Linked DNA regions of Homo sapiens: region 2 is linked to region 1. A link is an interaction called in ENCODE POLR2A ChIA-PET data of the cell type or tissue named here. Cell type or tissue: GM12878. All regions are shown on one strand. Links, peaks and the distances in the headings refer to the core of each region. The heading gives the core; the rest is flanking DNA.

What was found. ChIA-PET counts read pairs that join two places held together with the same protein. Peaks named below come from ENCODE experiments on the same cell type or tissue, not always from the same donor. Only the 100,000 strongest peaks of a DNase experiment are listed, where the experiment ranks them.
Region 2: POLR2A ChIA-PET joins it to region 1 with 5 read pairs; 1 of 35 experiments calls an interaction of 5 or more read pairs at or near these places.

Annotation. Positions count from the first base shown.
Region 1 is chr3:179,012,275-179,022,334 of GRCh38, reverse strand. It overlaps ZMAT3 (zinc finger matrin-type 3), which reads left to right. Exons shown (of 6, transcript NM_022470.4): 6 at 1-5,112. Among named protein-coding and RNA genes, the nearest start is that of ZMAT3, 55 kb to the left of the region's middle. RefSeq lists an enhancer at 4,928-5,037. In GM12878, for the core only: a CTCF peak has its summit at 6,645 (motif pointing left); DNase peaks (open chromatin) are centred at 4,894 and 6,624; H3K4me3 peaks cover 443 bases; H3K27ac peaks cover 3,297 bases.
Region 2 is chr3:178,511,401-178,521,460 of GRCh38, reverse strand. No RefSeq gene overlaps it. Among named protein-coding and RNA genes, the nearest start is that of KCNMB2, 20 kb to the left of the region's middle. In GM12878, for the core only: no CTCF peak of the experiment used is centred there; a DNase peak (open chromatin) is centred at 2,190; H3K4me3 peaks cover 1,094 bases; H3K27ac peaks cover 4,000 bases.

The DNA of each region.
Region 1 (10,060 bases), core at 2,919-6,918:
AATGTCATTCATCCACTTTGTTTTCCATTGGAAATAGTTTTATAAGAAGGGTTCCCCTTGCTCTCTCCACTTAACAATTTCATTATATACGTAGAAAAAGCAGCCGACTTAAGGGCTTGATGTTTTTTCAGGCCTTGTGGATTCAGGTTTCCAGTTTCCCAGTGCCCTTAATGGATGTTATGAATGCATAAGCACATTTTCTTTTAAAGAAAGAAGTTAGATTTATAGTGTTATTTCTTACTTGCTATATTTCTTTGCACTAAAAAAGAGCTATGTGTTTGTTTTATAGGACACTTTAGTACCGTATTGCCTACAATAACTCAGTTTGCTCCTTAAATTCCAAACTCTGGGAAGTTGATAAATAACTTCCATGATCACTTGTAAAAGTTACATGCACATCTGAAAAAAAATCACAAATCTCTATGACAGTAGGTTATGTTTTGAGCTTGTTACCTTGCAGTATTCTTCTCTGTTCCATAGGTGAAAACAAAGGGTGACAGAGGTTATCAGGCAGGAAATGCCTAAATAGATACATCTCTGCATGGTACAATTTCTCATATTCATGTATTCCATAAACAGTGTTTTTTCTCTGTTTAAGCAGACTGTTGTTTCTTCTGAGTCAGTGATATGTGATCTTCGTTGGTTTCATTTTGTGAAGCTCAGTCTGTCTCTGTAACATACTTTAGGATTTGCACCTTGTGCTCCCCAGGAATTATGTTAGTGTCCTTTTCTATGCTGTCTTCAAGGATGGACAGAGGCCTAAACCACAACAACAACAAAAATTAGAAAAAAAAATACTTAGATTTCGGTAATCATCCATAGGAACTCATAGCATCAGTCTCTTTTCTCTGTGAATAATATCTTTGTGTAAGTTGTCATAAAAAATCAACGTTAGAAGATGACAATTAGAATTCTTCTTAGGTATTGAGGGTAAGAAGTTGTAAAGAAAGAAAATTCGTGTTTCAACTAAAAGATTGGATTGCATATACCTTTGAAGTGGTTTTGTAAAAAAAGTTCAGTTACTAAACTGAGTGTGCCCTGTAATCCTTTTGAGTGCACTGAAGATGCTTTGAAAATACTTTGTTGGTCTTCACATTGTGCATCATGTCCTGCAACTTGTAAATATGTGCATGTTGTTTATGTTTGTCTGCCTGTCTCTTATTGCACTAAATTCTGCAAGGTGAATAATTTTTTTATACCATTTATTTGGAAAAAGTTCCTCCTCCAACTCTTCTTCACTGACCTTTTAATTAGTTGGTAAACTTAGAAAACCAGGTAGGATTTTTGAAGCCCTGAGTTTAAAAGAAGAATCGTGGCTATTTGACATCATCCTTACATTCCCCTGACTTAAAAAGCTAACAAGAAGCACGAGATCTTCCACCTCATTTTAGAAAGCTTTTCTACAGAACTATATGCTTGCTTATAGCTACCTATCTACAGTTTGAACAGGGAGAAAGGGAGATATGTATGTCTGGTTACATCTTCCTTCACTCTTGAATTGGCTGGGACAGCAAGCAACAACAGTTTGAGGTCCAGTGACCTACGTAAAATGAGTGTCGTTTGTGTCAGGGGACACATGTAACTGTGCAACATGGTATTTTCTACAGGGAGGGCTAGGAAGGGTGGTTTTGGAACCTAACCTACTTTGTGTCTTCATTGTCAGAACTAAGGTTGGAAATGCCCTTTAAAGAACTTGGTGAGGCATATGCTAGGACAATAGAGCTGCTTTAGAAAGAAATTGAGACATGTTTTGTCAGGACAGATAAAAGTTTAATGCAGGCTTTTGAACAGATGTTTTAAAACAAATTTGACCTTACCAACTATTTTTTTCTTCTAGCCAAATCATTGTACAGGAGTTTCATATATGATAAAAAGTGTTTTGTTATTGTTTTTGCTTTCTTGGCAGGGGAGAACCCCTACCATTGTGAGCAGTTACTGTCACTCTGGCTGAATGGACAAATAGCTGTGTAAATAGCTTCTCATAAAACGCTTCTACTGATAGCTGTTTGACTTTTTCTTCCCGTTATGAATGGGAGGAACATTTGTAAACTTCCTTTCTGGGTAGCTACCAAAAAACGTACTGGCTTATGGTCCCATGTGACCTTGTCTCCGTTAAGCCCAGAATCTGAGTGCCTTTAGCAAGTGTTAGCATTTCACAGAGAGAAGAGAGACAGAATTATTGCTATTAATCACCATTCATAAATAGGAGCTTGGAATAACAAAGGTCTGTGTGAATTCTGTTCTACGTCTTTTTTTTCCCTTTTTTAAATAAATGTCAATTTGATATCAAGTAAAACTATTGTCATTATTGATCAGAAACCATACATTCTGAAAATGAATCCAGTTTTCCCAAGCTGGCAGAAGTCAGAGATCATTTTTCACCTTGATCTGTGTTGCGTTTGTACTTAGTGAATGGCAGTGTGGTTGATTGGAAGAGCTTGACACTGATGTTTGGAAAAATTCTTTATTCTAGTGGTCATTTTCAAACTTGTCTTCTGTAGAGAGGGGAAAAATTATGTATTTGCAGCTAAAGCGAAGAGACTGGCACAATAATTATTAATTGTGTTAGTTCATTTCTATATTAAATGAAGCATCTTCACAAATCAGGTTTGAAGCCATTAAAAGCAAAATTTTCCCTAGTTTAATTAATTTAAAATTCTAAATTGCCTGACTACTTAGAATCTTAGAAACGCCCTGCTAGACTGATTTTATTATAGAAATGTTAACATGTTCCTCAACATTTTCTCAAGAAAATTTTCAGACATATATCAAAGTTGAAAAAACTTTGCAGTATAACCACTGCTAGATTCTGCCATCAACATTTGACTATACTTGTATTGCCATGTATCTGTTCATATTCTCTATCCCTCTTTTCATCCATCGATCCATCAGATTTTTTTTTTAAAGAACATTCCAAAGTAAATTTTAGGCAATACACTGCCCTAAATTCTTAGCATGGGTGTCATTAATTAAGGTTTAGTATTCGTTTAAATATCTATTTTGAAAGTGGTGTATGAAGTTGATAATCTGAGCCAATTAACATACTTTTTTTTTTTTCCTCCTGTGGACTTTTGTCTTCCAGTTTCTCTTTTTGTGTGTACTTAGGGTGAGGGAGGACAATTCCTTTCAAACACAAGTTTATTTTAGAATTGGTCATTTTTAAGTGCTTGTCATAAATTTTAAAGTTTCAATATAATTTTTCTTTTCCCCACTTCTGATAATGTATTTTTGCCAAACTATGCAGCTTCTTCAAAAAACTGTAAATTACTGATTGGGGTTTATGAAATCAGCGAATACCTCATTTCAATCTGTTGCTGCTTTTCTCCCTCTTGTCACTTCTCCTTTCACTACTTTCAGCTGCTCTACCAGAAGGTAGAGGGGAGTAAAGGGTCAAACCCCTATATAATTAGCTGTTTTAAACAACTCTAGGAGAGCAGATTAAGTAGCTTAGTAAGTTGAAACTATTAATTTTTCTAAAGAATTTGATTTGAATTCCTTGAGAATTGTAATTATCCACACTTCCTCCAGCTATAATTAGCAGAATTAAAAATGATTGTACTGTACAATGAGTTGTTGAAATTGTAAGCCTTAGTAACCATCTTTAGCTTTATTGTAGTCATGTTTAGAAAAAATTATTTTTACATATGCCTTTATTTTTATGCCCACTTTTTGTGGATAAGATTCTTTAGATAAAATCTAAAGAATTTTAAGTGACTTTCTCCAGGTCATGAAGATTCAATGGGTAGAATTGAATCAGAATTGAAATGTTCCAGATTCATATTCTTGTGTGTGTTTGATAAAATTCATGGCTTCCAAAGTAACTGAACACTTCCTTTGGGCCCTTGGAGGGAAAATCCATATTTTTACTAATTACACTTTTTTTTTTAGACATCTGGCAGTTCTTTGAACTTAAACATATTCTCATGGCCATAGTTCCAAATTAAGCCCGACGCAGTTGCTAAAAATCTTGCTGCACTGTTGAATACTAATAATGCAACATTTATTGGATGTTTTTGCATTTTGATGACCTTCATGATTCATTTATAAGTCTTTGTAAGTGCTTAAGTGACCCCCTCACTAGTGAAAATAATAAATGTTCTATATCATTTATTATTATTTGTGTATTCTCTACATGATATATTTTTTTAAGGAAGAGTAACTCCACATGTCAGAATGAGTGATATTATCCTAGGGCAAAGCGCAAATAGGGCAGTTTGTTTCTACTCTGCAAATATGGCATGTATAGGAACAAAACTCTTTTGGAGTGGCTGGTCATTGTTCTGCCCTCTTTTGGTACCTGAGTACCTTTCTGGGGTTTTGTAAATCGTGTGTCATTTGTAAGAATTTCACGTTAACTCTGCGTTACTTGGTGTTCACCTGTGGTATCCTTGACTGACCATAATGATTTAGTTTGGGTATGATGTGTCTGCTTTGAAATGCCTTACTGGAGTATGTCAGATCCTGCTTTAAAGCATTCCATATATCTGCTGGGACAATAAGTTGCTTCTCCTTGGAAATATGCTCTAGATTCAGAAGCAAAACCGATTTTGCTTTCACCATTAAGGTTGCATTTTAATGCAGTTATTGTTTTAAATTAGAGAATAAAATGTAAAACCAAGGGAGGCTTTAGAACCCTTTATTGAATGGCATGGCAAACTTTTAAAACTGCTTTTGCTATTTCACTAGAACTATCTTTGATAAAGGATATAGCTAAAAAATGTCAGCCCAAACTGTGTGTAATTAGGGTTGTTTATTAAAATTTTCTCTAAATGTCATACAGAGGCTTAAGATCTGTGTATGCTGTTGGGTCGGAGTGCCAGTCACTGCTTTGGAAGTCTGTGTTCTGGGGCTGCAGAATGACAAACGTGTCATGGGATTAAAACCAATCAACTGTGAATTGTGAAATTGAAACTACTCTTTCGGTTTTATTTTCTTTAGCATATTGAGTATAGAAATCTGAAACTTATTTAAAATTTATACTGCTTTTGTTGATGGCTCATTTTGGCTGTGTATCCTCACTTATGTACTGATTTCTGATAAAGGCTTGACATTATTATAACACGCATTTTGTGTTCCAGTTTAATAAAACGGTTTCTGAGTCTTGTCTGAAAATTGTTTGGTTATGAGTTGAAGATCAAGGGAAGAAGGTAAATTGTCATCACTGAGACGTTATTTTGATGCCGATTCTCGATGACTGTGGGTTCTCCATTCATCAGTCTGCACACAGTCTGCCATGGTCTTCTGGAAATCATGCAAGTACTGTAAGCTTTTAGGTTGGCAGTAGAATCAACCTAGCTGCCCACACTGCCCGTTCTCCCCATCACTGGAGTTAGCCTGGGACTGGAGTGAGTTCTCAATTTTGTTGGTAGATTTTAATATTTATTTTCCCTTCAAATTTTAAGAAAGTTGGCCTTAGTACCATAAACACTGCTGGAAATAAACACATTATTAAAAAGCATATACCCATTAATCTTTTGGGGGTGTTTTACATGTAAAATACTCTTACAAATATAATCAATTTATATATGCAATATAATTGAGATGTGGTCCTTTAAACAGCCTGGTTTTCTGTATACAGTGTACTTTTGAATTTAAATGCTCACTTAAAAAAGTAGATTATAGGCTGTAAGATGCTGTTATGCTTTAATTAATCAGGATGCAAGACACATACCCTTACTGTTGTGGGAAAAATTCTTCGGTCTGCACACACAAAAAATGTTTCTGAATGAAGTGAATAGATCACACTGAATTTGTGTGTTGTAAAGTACTCAAGGCATCAGCACATTTTATTAAATCATCTCCAGGAGATTCTTAGCTTTAAAAAAGCCATGATAATATGCACCAAAAAAGTCTTAAATGATTTCAGATTTTCAGCCTTTTTAAAGGCATTTCTGAGGCTCATTCATTGGCTGAAAATCTATTCAAGATCAAATGCTGGGTGTTATCCTTTATAATTTCTTAAAGGGCTGGTGATAAAGTTTCCCAATGTATGATAAATTGATATAAGATTATAAAGATCAGAAATAGATCTTTTTATGTGAGTTTTAAGATTTTTATCATCTGAGTTGAGGCTTAAACCACAACAATTCTTAGTTGTGGGATCTTCATAACTTGAAAATTAAGAATTACAAAAAGATGAAGACAGTTAACTATTGTGTAACGTGAATATTATTTTAAAGGGATCTGATTATGAGTTCTTACCAAAAAAAATCCCCTAAAAATACATTTCATGGTTTTTAATCTTCAAGTCTGTGTGTGTATGTGTGTATATATATTTAGGGGGAATGTATACTAGGAGGGAGTTTATGGAAACATGTTTAAGATGATCATATGCTAGTAATGAAGTGTGTCCAAAGGAACAGATGTAAATTTGCCACTGGAAGAAATACACTCCACCATAGGCAGTCTATAACTTATGCTTGGCATTTTGGATAAATCTTTAAGTATGTAATTAGAGCTTCAAATGTGTTTTGGCTGGAAGTTGTCCCTCTAGACAGGAACAAGATGCCTTTCATATTAGCTTCAATTTTTCATCTTTGCTGATGCCAGAGGCACCTCTCTAACCCTGTTTTCTAGAAATCCTTACTAGGTTATGGACTTTGACCAACGGTATCTAGTGCCACCTTGTGGACTGTCTAGATTTTACAGTTAGCAGTTTGTGGTTGGTGAACTAACTTTAAAGCAGGATGTTTGGTTGAAAACCACCTTGTGGAGGATATGAGTTTTTATCTGTAAATAAAACAAGTCATGCCTTTAAGAGATACTGAGGACTGTTTTTGCAGCTTAAGTCTGTAAAGGATGACAGAGTGGGAAAGTGTTGAATTGGAAATCAGGATCCATATATATGTATGGATAGATATATATGCACAGGCATGTGTGAATGTCTCATTTTTTGTGATTATTTAAAAACGTCTATTTTGTTTAAAAAAATCTGTTCTCTACATATTCGGTTATGTGAACAACAACAAACATGGAAATTAAAATAATGGTCAATGAAGGCCCCAACCAGGAAGTAAAGGACTAGAAAAATCTTTCATCAAAGAAGACTTGAAAATTTAAAAACACAATTATATACAAGGGCAAATGTTACCAAACATGGAAATCTTGCTGACATAAAAATTAAACTATAAAATATTAAAATTTTCCCAAACATAGTTTATTTTTGGGGAAAACAATATTTTCTGCTTTAATAAGCTAGCAATGAAGAAAGAGACTTTTTTAAAAAAGTAGTTTTATTAAATATTTCAAACATTCAGAAAAAGTACATACTGGGTAACTGGTCTCAGTTCTGTCACCAGTGTGTTCCCTGGCTTGTCACTTGACCTCTTGAAATTCAGATCCCCATAACTGGGGTATTAGGGGTGGATCTAGTTATTTCTTCTTTATTCCTCTCTTTCAGTACTATGGATAATTTAGAAGATTGCTGTTTTCAAAAAGAATTGTTTTTTTTTTTCGAAATACATAAGTCCTGAACTCACTCCTGAACTCCATGCTGCCATGTCCCCCCTGCCCAGCGGCAATTGATCGCGGTTAGCAGTTTCTTGAGTCTTTTCCAGATAAAGTCTATGTAACGTGAATGGAGGCATTCCATCCCTACTGTTCTGTTCATCACCTTGGGGTATGTGTGTGTGTGTGTATGTGTGTGTGTGTGTGTGTGACCTTGGCAAGCATTCCATACCAGCACATGTGGATCTATTTCATTGTTTTTCATTCTGTGGTGTTTCCTTGTATGATTTCTAAAATTTCTGTTATTGATCCTCTATTGATGGACATTTATGTAATAATAATTTAAAAAAATTAAACCCTTAAAAATAGCAAAACATATAAAATTTACCATTTTAACCATTTAGTTTACAATCATAATCACTCTCCATCTCCAGAAATTTTTTATCTTCCCAAACGGAAATTTTACTCATTAAACAATAACTCCACATTCTCTCTTCCCCAGTCCCTGGTAACCACCATTCTACTTTCTGTCTCTATGATTTTGACTACTTGAGGTACCTCATATAAGTGGAATCATATGACAATTGTCCTTTTGTGTCTGGCGTATTTCACTTGGCATAATGTCCTCAAGGTTCATCCATGTCGTAGTATGTATCAGAATTTCCTTCATTTTTAAAAATTATTTTTAATTAGGGATATATAATATTGTACGTATTTATGGGGTACATGTGTCATTTTGATACAAACATTCAATGTGTAATGATCAAATCAGGGTAATTGGGGTATCTTATCACCTCAAGCATTTATCAACTTTCCTTCCTTTTTAAGGCTGAATAATATCCCATTGCATGTATCGATGACATTTTGTTTATTCATCCACTGATGGACACTTACGTTGCTTCTACCTTTTAGCTATTGTGAATAATGCTACTGTGACCATAGGTGTACATAGCTGAAGACTTGGAAAATTATAAATTATTTTATATATGCAAAGTGTATAAAAGTTTAATTTTTTTCACTGAAGCTTTGATAATTTGAGTCTGTAAAACAAACTGACCATGGATTAACAGGAAAAAAGGCATACAGATTTATTAATGTACATATGGGCATGGGAGTCATACAAAATATGAAAAACTCAAATGTCCAGACAGCTGATGCTGTAAACCAAAAAGTATCTGAGACAGATCTCAATCAACTGAGAGTTATTTTGCCAAGGTTGATGATACACCCAGGAAAAAAAGCCACTAGCCACAATAGAATCTGTGGCCCACACTTTTTTTCCAAAGAGGATTTTGAGTGCTTCCATATTTAAAGGGGAAAACATGGGCAGGAGAGAAAAGAAGTGTAGATGAAAGAGGCAAGAAGTTGCAATCTTTTGAAGATTTCATCAGCGTTCAGTGGATCCACATTTTACATGTGAAAGGAGAGGGTAGAGGCATTTGTCTCATGCTCAGTGAATCTACGTTTTTACATAAGATAAGTAAACAGAATAGAGGAAGCAGTCAAATATGCATTTGTCTCAGGTGAGCAGAGGTATGACTTCTGGTTCTATCCTTTGTCCCGTTCTTCTGAAGATAAATTGTTTGTTATTGTCAGGGTGAAATTCAACAGAACTGTTTTAGGGTAAGGATCTTGAGGGCCCACAAAAAATTTGCTCGTGAGCAAATTGCGAGGGAGGTATGTAGGTAGTCTTTCATCTTTGTAGCTGTTGAGGAACAAAATGGGAGGCAGTTTTGTGTGACTCAGTTCTCAAGCTTGACTTTTTCCCTTAGGTATGGTGAATAGGGGGTCCCAAAATTTTATTTTCCATTCACAACTCTTTAATACTATCTTGAGGTTACAGAAAGAATAGGGGCTTGAAGCTTGTCAAGACAGGTTATGGTGGCATGAGAGGTTATGGGAAGGAGAGAAGAGGCAAGGTGTGCTGCAAAGGTGGTCTTGTTATGCAGATGATCTCACAGGTAGCAGCCCTCAGAAAGGAAAAATGGGAGGCCAGGTACGGTGGCTCATGCCTGTAATCCCAGCACTTTGGGAGACCAAGGCAAGTGGATCACCTGAGGTCAGGAGTTCGAGACCAGCCTGGACAACATGGTGAAACCCCGTCTCTACTAAAAATACAAAATTAGCTGGGTGTGGTAGCGGGTGCTTATAGTCCCAGCTACTTGGGAGGCTGAGGCAGGAGAATAGCTTGAACCCGGGAGGCGGAGGTTGCAGTGAGCTGAGAGCACACCACTGCACTCTAGCCTGGGCGACAGAGCAAGACTCCATCTCAAAAAAAAAAAAAAAAAAAAAAAAGAGATGGGAGCCTGTGGTAGATGTTTCTATAAAACCTTTAAAGGTGTCAGGCTCTCAGTTAATCTTGCCTTGTTCTGGACAAGGTGGGGCTTCAGAAAAAGCCTGTTTGCATCTGTTGTTTACTTCACTTTATTTCCTCTAGAGATGCAAATCCCCGTAAAAGACTCAGCTTTGCAGGCTGATTCTTGTGTTGCAGGCCCTCTGAATAGTCATCTCAAAATATGTCAAAGAAGTATATTTTGGAGTGAAACATTTCTTAGTTTCCTTTAGTCCCCCACTTGAAACTTTAGAACGTTTCGCTTATTAATGTTTGGGCGCA
Region 2 (10,060 bases), core at 2,180-6,179, 500 kb after region 1:
TGTATTTTTAGTAGAGACGGGGTTTCACCATCTTGGCCCGGCTGGTCTCAAACTCCTGACCTCGTGATCCACCCGCCTCGGCCTCCCAAAGTGCTTGGATTACAGGTGTAAGCCACTGCGCTCAGCCACTTTGGTGATATTTCTCTGGAAGCCTGGCTTGGAAGCAAGAGCACTGTATTTATAGTTGGGAAATGTGGATTTCAGTATCATGGCTGCTGTTTTTGAATTTTGCATGGAGTAATTTTGAATGTCACCTTGGAAAGTCATGTACATTCACCTTTCCCACTTCTAATACAAGGATACTAATATGTATCCCCACCTCAGAAGGTTATAGTGAGAACCAAATAAGAGAGCATTTGATAAAATGTAAAACGATATGCAGAACGAAGCTGCTAAAGTTGCTTCTGCTCATTTTGACATATTCAATGTATACATATAGGTCACATGATATATTTAATTTAGTACATTTAAATACTGTTTTAAAAAATTATTTGTCACATAAAGAATATAGAGCACTCTAAAAAGGATAATAAAAGTGATTTTTCTTCTGGGCATAACCAAGGCTTTAGTAATCCTTCAAAGACGGAAATATGGCAGGTTACAACGAAATGGAAAGCATGTAGAATAATCGCAGCATCCTTTTTCAAAACTGGATGCTGACTGCCTCTTTAGTTCTCTCCCAAAACTATATAGGATTCATTATATTTATATATGCAGGTGGCATTTGACCAAATTAGGCTGTCTGTATAAGAGCTTTATTGAGTAATTCCAAAGGAATTTCCCACTCTTGCTTCCCTTGATAGAAGGTCACAGAATTCACTTGGCTTCAGATAGACCCATGTGAGTGCTGGGAATTTGGTTCAACTTCCCCTCCCTCTACATATTCTGCTGAGAGTCAATTGATGTCTGCTGGTGTTCCATTTGTTAAGTAGTGGATTACTGATCAAATGTTATCTCTCTGGCAGAGCATACGATGACTTAGAAACCCTCACCTTTTACTATCATTTAGGGGTCCCACAGTCACTACTCTCTTAGTTTTGTTAATTTCTCCAAAGCCTTCCAGTAGTTATTACCACCGTTCCTTCTTTAGGGTAATCAAAAGCAGTTTAGAGAATAAATCACGCATCTCTACTCTGGAAATTTGACAACAGAGCCCTTAGCTCCCTAAGATGCTGTCTTCATCACATAAAACAGGCTTTTTTGGGGTCTATGACCTTAAATTAAGTTTATGCCATTAGCTTCACCTATCATAGTACTGGGGGCTAATTCATTTCTTTTATCTTAAGAAAAAAAATTAAAGATCTGGTATAATGCTTTTAAAATTTTTCACATACTTTGACTTCATCTTCTTATCACCATTTTTCAATTTCAATTACTTAGTGTTTTAGAACCAATATGCTAAAACTCAGCATGATAGAAAATACAGACCAGATCTTTAGAAAAGGGCAGACAGCAAACTAAAAGGCAGAAAAAGAAATGGAGCAAAGAATGGTCACACAAGATCTGTATTCTGAGCTCTTCGAGATGCCATCCGTTCAAACGTTACTTACCTTGGCCTCAAGACTTTATTCTACTGAACATCACTTGTTAGGTCCCTAAGCTAACATGTATTTTCAGACATGGTTCTCTGATTTTCTTATGTGAAAACCTGGGCTGATTTACATTCCATGACCTGAAAATAGATGCCTGCTTTTGTTGATGGAATATTAGCTCAATTAAAAAGAATAGGAATCCTGGAAGGTGCCTAGAGATGACATGGAAAATTAGAGGATTATAACTCTAACTTTTTCACAGAGGAAACTATAATAAAATTCATTTTTCCAGAACCCTAGAGTTGATACAGGATTTGACCTAGGAGTACTTGCCTTCAAATCTGTGTTTAGCCATTTACTTGTGTGCGAATCAGGGCAAATCCTTTAACTTTTGTGTTTTTCAGGTTTCTCATCTATTAAATAGGACTTCAAATACCTACCTCACAGAATTATCATTAGGTTCAGCTGTATACAATTCCTTTGAATACTCTAAAGACTACAGCTGCCAGTTGGTCTTGAGGTTATTTCTTGTCAAGATCAAGCCCTATCAGAAAAACCTAGTCTCATGTAGGGCAGAAGGGTAGTTTTGGTTTCTGACATTCTATAGATGTCATTTCTCTTGACCTTGGTAATGTTTCTAAATTGAGTTTGCAGCACAGTATCGGTCCTTGTGGAAATATGACTAAGAACACGTACACTTCTAACTACATAACATCTGGCTAGAAACATAATCTGAGAATAGTCTTTGAGAATAAATGGTTAGAGACACAACAAGTGATGTTCAGTAGCAAGAAGTCTTAGAAGCAGGGTGAGTCACATTTAAATCAATGACACAGCAGAGACCAATGAAGATTATTAAGTATATCAGTGACAAGGCTGTGTAAACTGGGTTCTATTACTTTGATAAAAGATAGATTCAGAATTCAAAGTGACTTTGGTGATTTAGAAAATAAATACAGAAAACTCGTTTCTAACTAGGAGCAGAGGAAGACACAGGATGGGGAGAAGGCTCAAATGTGCCCATATTTATGAGGGGAAAGAGCCAGCTATGTGTGGAGGGGGAGAAAAAGAAAGTGAGGTTCTGGGTAGTTATCAGATTGCCTGTGAGTCAGCAATGCGGCACTGCAGTTAGAAGAGCCAGATGAGTGCTGCAGGGCACGACAGGAAGGTGGCATGGAGCAATATCTGAAGGTCCACCTCCTCTTAGACGGATAACTGGACAGACTACATATGGATTATCAGTTTGTCTCTGGTTAAATACCTGTATATATTTCTTTAGGATACCTACTATGATCACTTTTGCAGAGTGAAGATGGCTTTTCTCTTTCTAATGTGAGCCATAAGGGATGCATTATGGGAGAGGAGTTATCTAAAAATGGAGAAACCTAATCCTATTTAGGGCAGGAGGGACCCCAACCCTCCTTAGCCTCCTCTATTAAACTATTATTTGTCAGTTGTTTTGAAAGTTTCAAAATACTTTAAAGATTTTCTAATTTTCAGCCTATATTATCTCTTGAATCAGTGAATCCTTAAGTTTACTACTCAGAAGGGTACCACTGTGCACGAAGACCATTGCACCCTGTGTCTTGTGTAAATTCACTTTTTTCTTGGACAGCCCCTTTTCCTTATGTCTACTTGGTGAACTTCTCTTTATCCATCAGGTCTCAGCTGAAGCCTCACTCTGTGTGAAGCCCTTTTTGACCTTCCTGGGTAGAGTTGTATCCCTTACGCTCACCTCTGCTGCATTGTGTACATTCCCCTGTTAAAGGCTCATTAATCACACTAGATAGAATTAGAATGTGAGCTTCTTGAAAGTACAGATCACATCTTACTCATCTATTCATCTTTGTATTCTCAGACCTAGAAGTGCCCCTGGCACATGGTGTGTGCTCTATAATTACCTATGAAATGATTTAATGAAGGGTTGAATGAAGATGAGTACATAACTACAAGATCTATGTGAATAGGTAAAAAAAAAAAAAAAAAAGTCCGCTATTTAACTAGAAAAAAGGCAACTCCAACTTTCTGTATTCCATAGTGTACCACACGGGTGAGGAATTATATTTTAAAAAGAATTTTAAGAGTTTCCCGTGAGCTGTAAGAAAGAAGTCGTTGCCAGTAACAACTAAGCATAGTCTTTTCTCCGTTCACATGCAGACGATGAGCTAGAGTAAGTTTCTTCTAACTTTAAGTTCTTTATTACCTCATGCTAAGTTCCAGCATTTTCTATTCTTTGGCTTCTACCAGTTGCTTGAGGATCCATGATGGAGACAGACTCATCCTGAAAAGCCCAATTCCACCTTCAGCAAAACCTACAAGAGGTCTCATCTGTTGAAGTGAACTAAAAGTTTAGCAAGTGATAAAATTTTCACATTGTCACACATTCATTTAATAGTAAGGGGAAACGTGAAGCCAAGAAATATTTTTTAAGGCAGCAATGTACAAACATATCTTTTTCATTCTGTAAATCTCTTTTCTCAGGGTAGGTTTGATCAGAGGGAAAGAAACATCTTTACCATAGTATTGTCTCCAAGTGTTCTGTTTCTGTTTTTTTGAGTGAAGCGTTTGATGCCTGTTGAGGGTTTTAGTGGTCTGATTCTGACTGTAAAGTTGCTGATTTCTTCTACCCACTACCATTTTTGTTTCAGAAACAAAGCAACAGAAAATGGCATTGTTTGTTTGCCTAATGACATGTGCTAAACACACACACACACACACACACACACACACACACACACACAGAAGAAAAACAAAAAGCCTCCCTCCTGTCCTCCAGCTCATTTTTAATATTTATCTTTTCATGAGTACATCCAGCCTATCTTTAATGTTGTCAACATGTTCCTAAGCAGGCTGAGTAGGGTGTTAGCAAACAACAGCAGCAGGAAATCTCTAGTCCCTGACAGTTAGAGAGGGCTCCCCTCCAAGAAGTGAGCCTAAAAAGTACATATTAGCTTTTTTAAAAAAATCTCAGACTCAACAAATTTATTAGTGTCATGATTTCATTTTCTATTTTAGAATATCATGGTTTTCACAGTGTCCCATGATTCTATTAATTCCTTTTATTAACAAATGAGTTATAGATATTTTAATTTATATCTCAATTCTTAAGATTCTAGAAGACATAATTCATCAGTCACAGACATCAAGACCTCAGTGAGAAATTGGTTGGTAGTGGTGACAGCATGAGTTTGAGAACCAGGATTACCTGAATCTGAATTATGGTTCTGTATGTTCTACCTGCATGACTGAGGAAATAAGCTTCTCTGTGCCTCAGTTTCCCACTTATAAAATAAGATTGACATTACCCCATTTTCAGAGTTAGTGTCAAAATTAAGTGAATTGCAACATGTAAGGCTCTTAGTACAATTTCAGATATATAGTAAACTCCTGATAAATGGTGACAATGAAGATGATGATGGAGTTGAAGATGCATTTTTTTCAGCAGAGTTCATTCAGACAGGTACATTCCCTGATGCTGGAGATCACAAATCCTTATACGTAAAAATCAACTCTACCTTTTAGGATGGAAAATGTCTAAAGGTTTTCAAGGTGTTGATTTTCAAATGTGTTAAAAAGCTCAAAAGAGACAAAGGCTTCAATATTCAGACTGTCTTCTGGCAGCGTTAGAGAAGGCTCAGTCTATGTAAATCTAGAAGTTGCAATTTGTCATTTATTTTCTGAACCTCCAAATGCATATTTTGGACCTTTATTTTGTTTAAATTCTTGGGTGATAATTAAATCACAGGAGTATCTATGACATATGTGGTTGGGTGATCACCTCTTAATCTCAAATACCCTGTGACTGTTTCTGACAAACATATTTTGAAGACATTTATAAAAGAGAATAAATAGTTCGCAAATATTTTCTCCCATTCTGTAGCATGTCTGTTTACTCTGTTGATAGTTTCTTTTGCCATGTAGAAGCTATTTAGTTTAATTAGGTCTATTTATCAATTTTTGTGTTTGTTGCAATTGCTTTTGAGGACTTAGCCATAAATTATTTGCCAAGGCTGATGTCCAGAATGGTGTTTCCTAGGTTTTCTTCTAGTATTTTATAGTTTGAGGACTTACATTTAAATATTTAATCCATCTTGAGTTAATTTTTGTATATGGTGAAAGGTAGGGGTCCACTAGCATCCAGAATCTCTTAGGAACTTAAACAGTTCAACAAGCAAGAAGTAATCCTTTCAAACAGTGTGCAAAGGACATGAACAGACACTTCTCAAAAGAAGACATACAAGCAGCCAACAAACATATGAAAAAATGTTCAGCATCACTAAACAGTAGAGAAATGCAAATCAAAACCACAATGAGGTATCATCTCACATGAGTTAGAATGGCTATTACTATTATTATTATTATCATTATTTGAGATGGGGCCTCACTCTGTCACCCAGACTGGAGTGCAGTGGTGCGATCATGGCTCACTGCAGCCTCGACCTCAAGTTATCCTCCCACCTCAGGCTCCTGAGTAGCTGGGTCTACAGGAATGTGACACCACGCCCAGCTAATTTCTATTTTTTTGTATTTTTTGTAGAGACAGGGTTTTGCCATGTTGCCCAGGCTGGTCTTGAACTCCTGAACTCAAGTAATCCATCCGTCTCGGCCTCCCAAAATGCTGAGATTATTGGCATGAGCCACTGCACCCAGCTGGCTATTACTTAAACGTCAAAAAATAACAAATGCTGGTGAGGCTGAAGAAGAAAAAAAGGAATGCTTATACACTGTTGGTGGGAATGTAAATTAGTCCAGCCACTGTGGAAAGCAGTTTGGAGATTTTTCAAAGAATGTAAAACAGAACTACCATTTGTCTCAGTGATCCCATTACTGGGTATATATCCAAAGGAAAATAAGTCATTCTACCAAAAAGACATGTGCTTATATGTTCATGGCAGCACTATTCACAATGATGAAGACATGTAATCAACCTAGATGCCCATCAATGGAGGATTGGATAAGAAAATGTGGTACAATATACACCGTGGAATACCACGCAGCTATAAGAGAGAAGAAAATTACATCCTTTGGGCTGGGTGCAGTGGCTCATGCCTGCAATCCTAGCACTTTGGGAGGCCGAGGCAGGCAGATCACTTGAGGTCAGGAGTTTGAGACCAACCTGGCCAACAGGGTGAAACCCTGTCTCAAAAAAAAAATGTCCTCAGCAAATTAATGCGGGAACAGAAAACCAAGTATTGCATGTTCTCACTTATAAGTAGAAGCTAAACATTGGGTACACATGGACATAAAGATGGGAGCAATGGACACTGGAGACTACTAGCAGGGGAAGAGAGACAGGAAGGCAAGAGCTGAAAACTACCTGTTGGGTACTGTGCTCACTATCTGGGTGACAGAGACTGTCATACCCCAAACCTCAGCATCACACTATATAGCCATGTAAGAAATCTGCACATGTACCCTATGAATCTAAAATAAAGATAAACATTTTTTAAAAAGTAAAAAGGGTCAAATTAAAAGATAATTATAATAATATAACTGTGTCGTATTTTAAAAATAAGTAAATGTATAAATGTTAAAGACTAAAAAAAAGAGGATCAGTAGAAAAAAAAAGGTGTTACTATTTTAAGGTAATTAATATTTTGGCTTCCTTGGCAGTAAAAATAGGACTTCACCAGATGGCAGATGTCTTTTTGGTTAGTAATGTCACGCTATATTTTCAAAGAAGAAATGGGGGAGGGAGGGGAGATGCTGTTGAGAACAGCTTTTTCAAATCACACCAAGGCATATAATATGGGGTTTGGGAATGGAGGAGGAAATGAATAAACAAACAAGGTATTTTTATTGCCTAAGAGCATGAACTTAGCTTTCTTGAGAAAATGTGACTTTTTCAGATGAAATTGAACATGTGAGAGCTGTGGAATTCTGTGAGGGTGTGTGTATTAGAAATAGAGCAATGCAGACAATGAAATGCCCAGACGCCTCAGAGCAGGAGTGTTCAGGGTAGTTAGGAGAATGCTTCCCTGAGACAGAAGGGAAAGACAGGACAGGTGGGTCTCCCTTACTCTGAATTCCTCTGCAGTGTTCTTCTCCTTTCATACACATGGATTGATTTAAGACTCTTATAAGCCTCTGGGAAAAGCACTGGGGAAACAAAAGTATCCTCAAAAGTTCACCAGCTGGTAAAGAAAGCAGGATGTAGCCCCCACTTATGGACCAAAGCCAAGGCCCAAGCAAGGCAAGAGGAAGGCCAAGGTCCCATATCTATTGCAGCTGGGGGCAGTTAGACCTCAAGCCTTTTCTCAGTGTGATATTCTCAGTCCTCTCCAAACGGCCTTATGGTGGTGATGGTGAACCAAATGGCTGAGCCATGAGTGAGCCTCAGAGGTAATAATAAGTGGCATTTATTGAATGCCTACTATGTGCCAGAATCTTTACATGTGCACTCTCCGCTTCCTTGTTGATCCCTCAAGACAGGTGTCGTCTCCACTTTGTTGGAATGACAGGGAATTGAGGCTCATATTGGTGGAGTAATAAACTCAAAGTTACACTGAAATGTCATTTAAGCCCCTATCATTCTGGAGTCAAAGCCTGCATTCTTCCTATAATACCACAGGGTTCCATAGGGCACATGTATTAGTCCATTCTCACATTGCTACAAAGAAATACCTGAAACTGGGAAATTTATGGAGAAAAGAAGTTTAATTGGCTCAGGGTTCTGCAGGCTATACAAGAAGCATAGTGGTTTCTGCTTCTGGGGAGGCCTCAGGAAACTTACAATCACAGTGGAAGGTGAAGGTGAAGCAGACACATCTTACATGGCAGGAGCAGGAGGAGGAGCGGAGGGGGGGAGGTTCTACACACTTTTAAATAACCAGATCTCATGATAATTCACTCACTCACTATCACAAGAACACAACTGAGGGGAAGGTGCTAAACCATTCATGAGAACTGCCCCCATGATGCAATTACCTCCCACCAGGCCTCACCTCCAACACTGGGGGTTACAATTCGTTGTTAGATTTAGGCGGGGACACAGGCCCAAACCATATTAGCACACTTGTGTCTTCTGGCATGTTCTCATTTTCTTTAGCTTCTGGGCTGGCAGCAGGAGAGGAAATATATGTTTACATGATAAGATTAAACATCCGGATTTTAATGCGCCCAGTGACATGAAGTGTGTGTCAGTGTTATTTTAGTATTACCACTATGGAGAACGGTTTGGAGGTTCCTCAAACTAAAAAGAGAGCTACTATATGATCCAGCAATCCCACTGCTAGGTAATCTACCCAAAAGAAAGGAAATCAGTATATTGAAGAGATAGCTGCACTCCCATGTCTATTGCGTTTCCTATCTTTTTTTTTGCCATGGTGAAGCAGGGTAGTATGTGGAAAGGATATTTATGTGGAAGTTAAGCCATGAAGATTTTAGTCTGAGTTGCACCGCCACAAAGTTGTGGTTTTGGGTAAGTTATTTAAAATTCTATGCCCCAGTAACTTCAAATGAAAATGAGGAGTAAATTAAATTACTGTTTCTCTAATTTTTCCTCTAGGTCTAATACTAAATGATTTTTAAAGGCTCTCAAAGCCTTTTTTGATGAAACCATCACTCCTACCTTTACCCGATCATAACTGCCCCATTTTCATGTGAAAAGACTATGGTACACATATAGCAGATAACTTACTTCACATCTGCTTTGAGTGCGAATAGACTCCTGATTGAGTCTTCAATGATGGTTTGAGTAGATTTAGGAGCACACTTTCCAAATAATTACCAATATTCATGAAGATAATTAACTTACACAGACGTTGGAGGCATAATACAATCCTTAGAAATATCATCTGATGCCAGGAATGTTTACCGAAGATTCATTTATTTCCCCAATCAGCTGAGGCATGAGGGGAAAAGGAAAGATAATTTCATGGTTTTACATGCTCTGTGGGTACATTCTTATAAACCTCCCTGGTTTTATTATTTGCTTTTTAGATTCATTAATTCTGCCGAGGAAATTAAAGAAGCAAATGCTAGTAAAAGAGAATTGAAAACTCTAAAATGCTCATTTTAACATATGTTATTGCGAGTATCAGTAGCTGCTGACTTGAGTAATTCCTAAATTCAGATTCTCTGGACATATCATGACCACTCTTTACAGTGACCTTTTAAGGCAGCTACTGTCATCTTTTTTTTAATAGCTTTATTGATACATAATTCACACTGTTGTCTTCCTTTCACCAGCAATGTAAAGAACCTCATAGGACTTACGTTGTATATTCAAAGGAACTTACTGTTTATGCTAAAAGTATGACTTGAGCCCAGATAAACCTATTAAAAGGTCTGTGTATTTTCCTCTCTGCTGGAGGGGAGAACACGATCACAGCGGTAAGGAAGGGATGCCCTGCAAAATGAGTGATCTTTACTCTGAGTGCGTGCTGAGGGTATCGCTTCTCATGCCAGAATACATGGGTGTTTGGGATGGGCTACAGAAGGGCATGGCTTACAACTGAAAACTGGTGCTCTTACAAACATTTCTCCTGAAGCTTATATGCATGACTATCCCCCACTCTTTTGCTCAT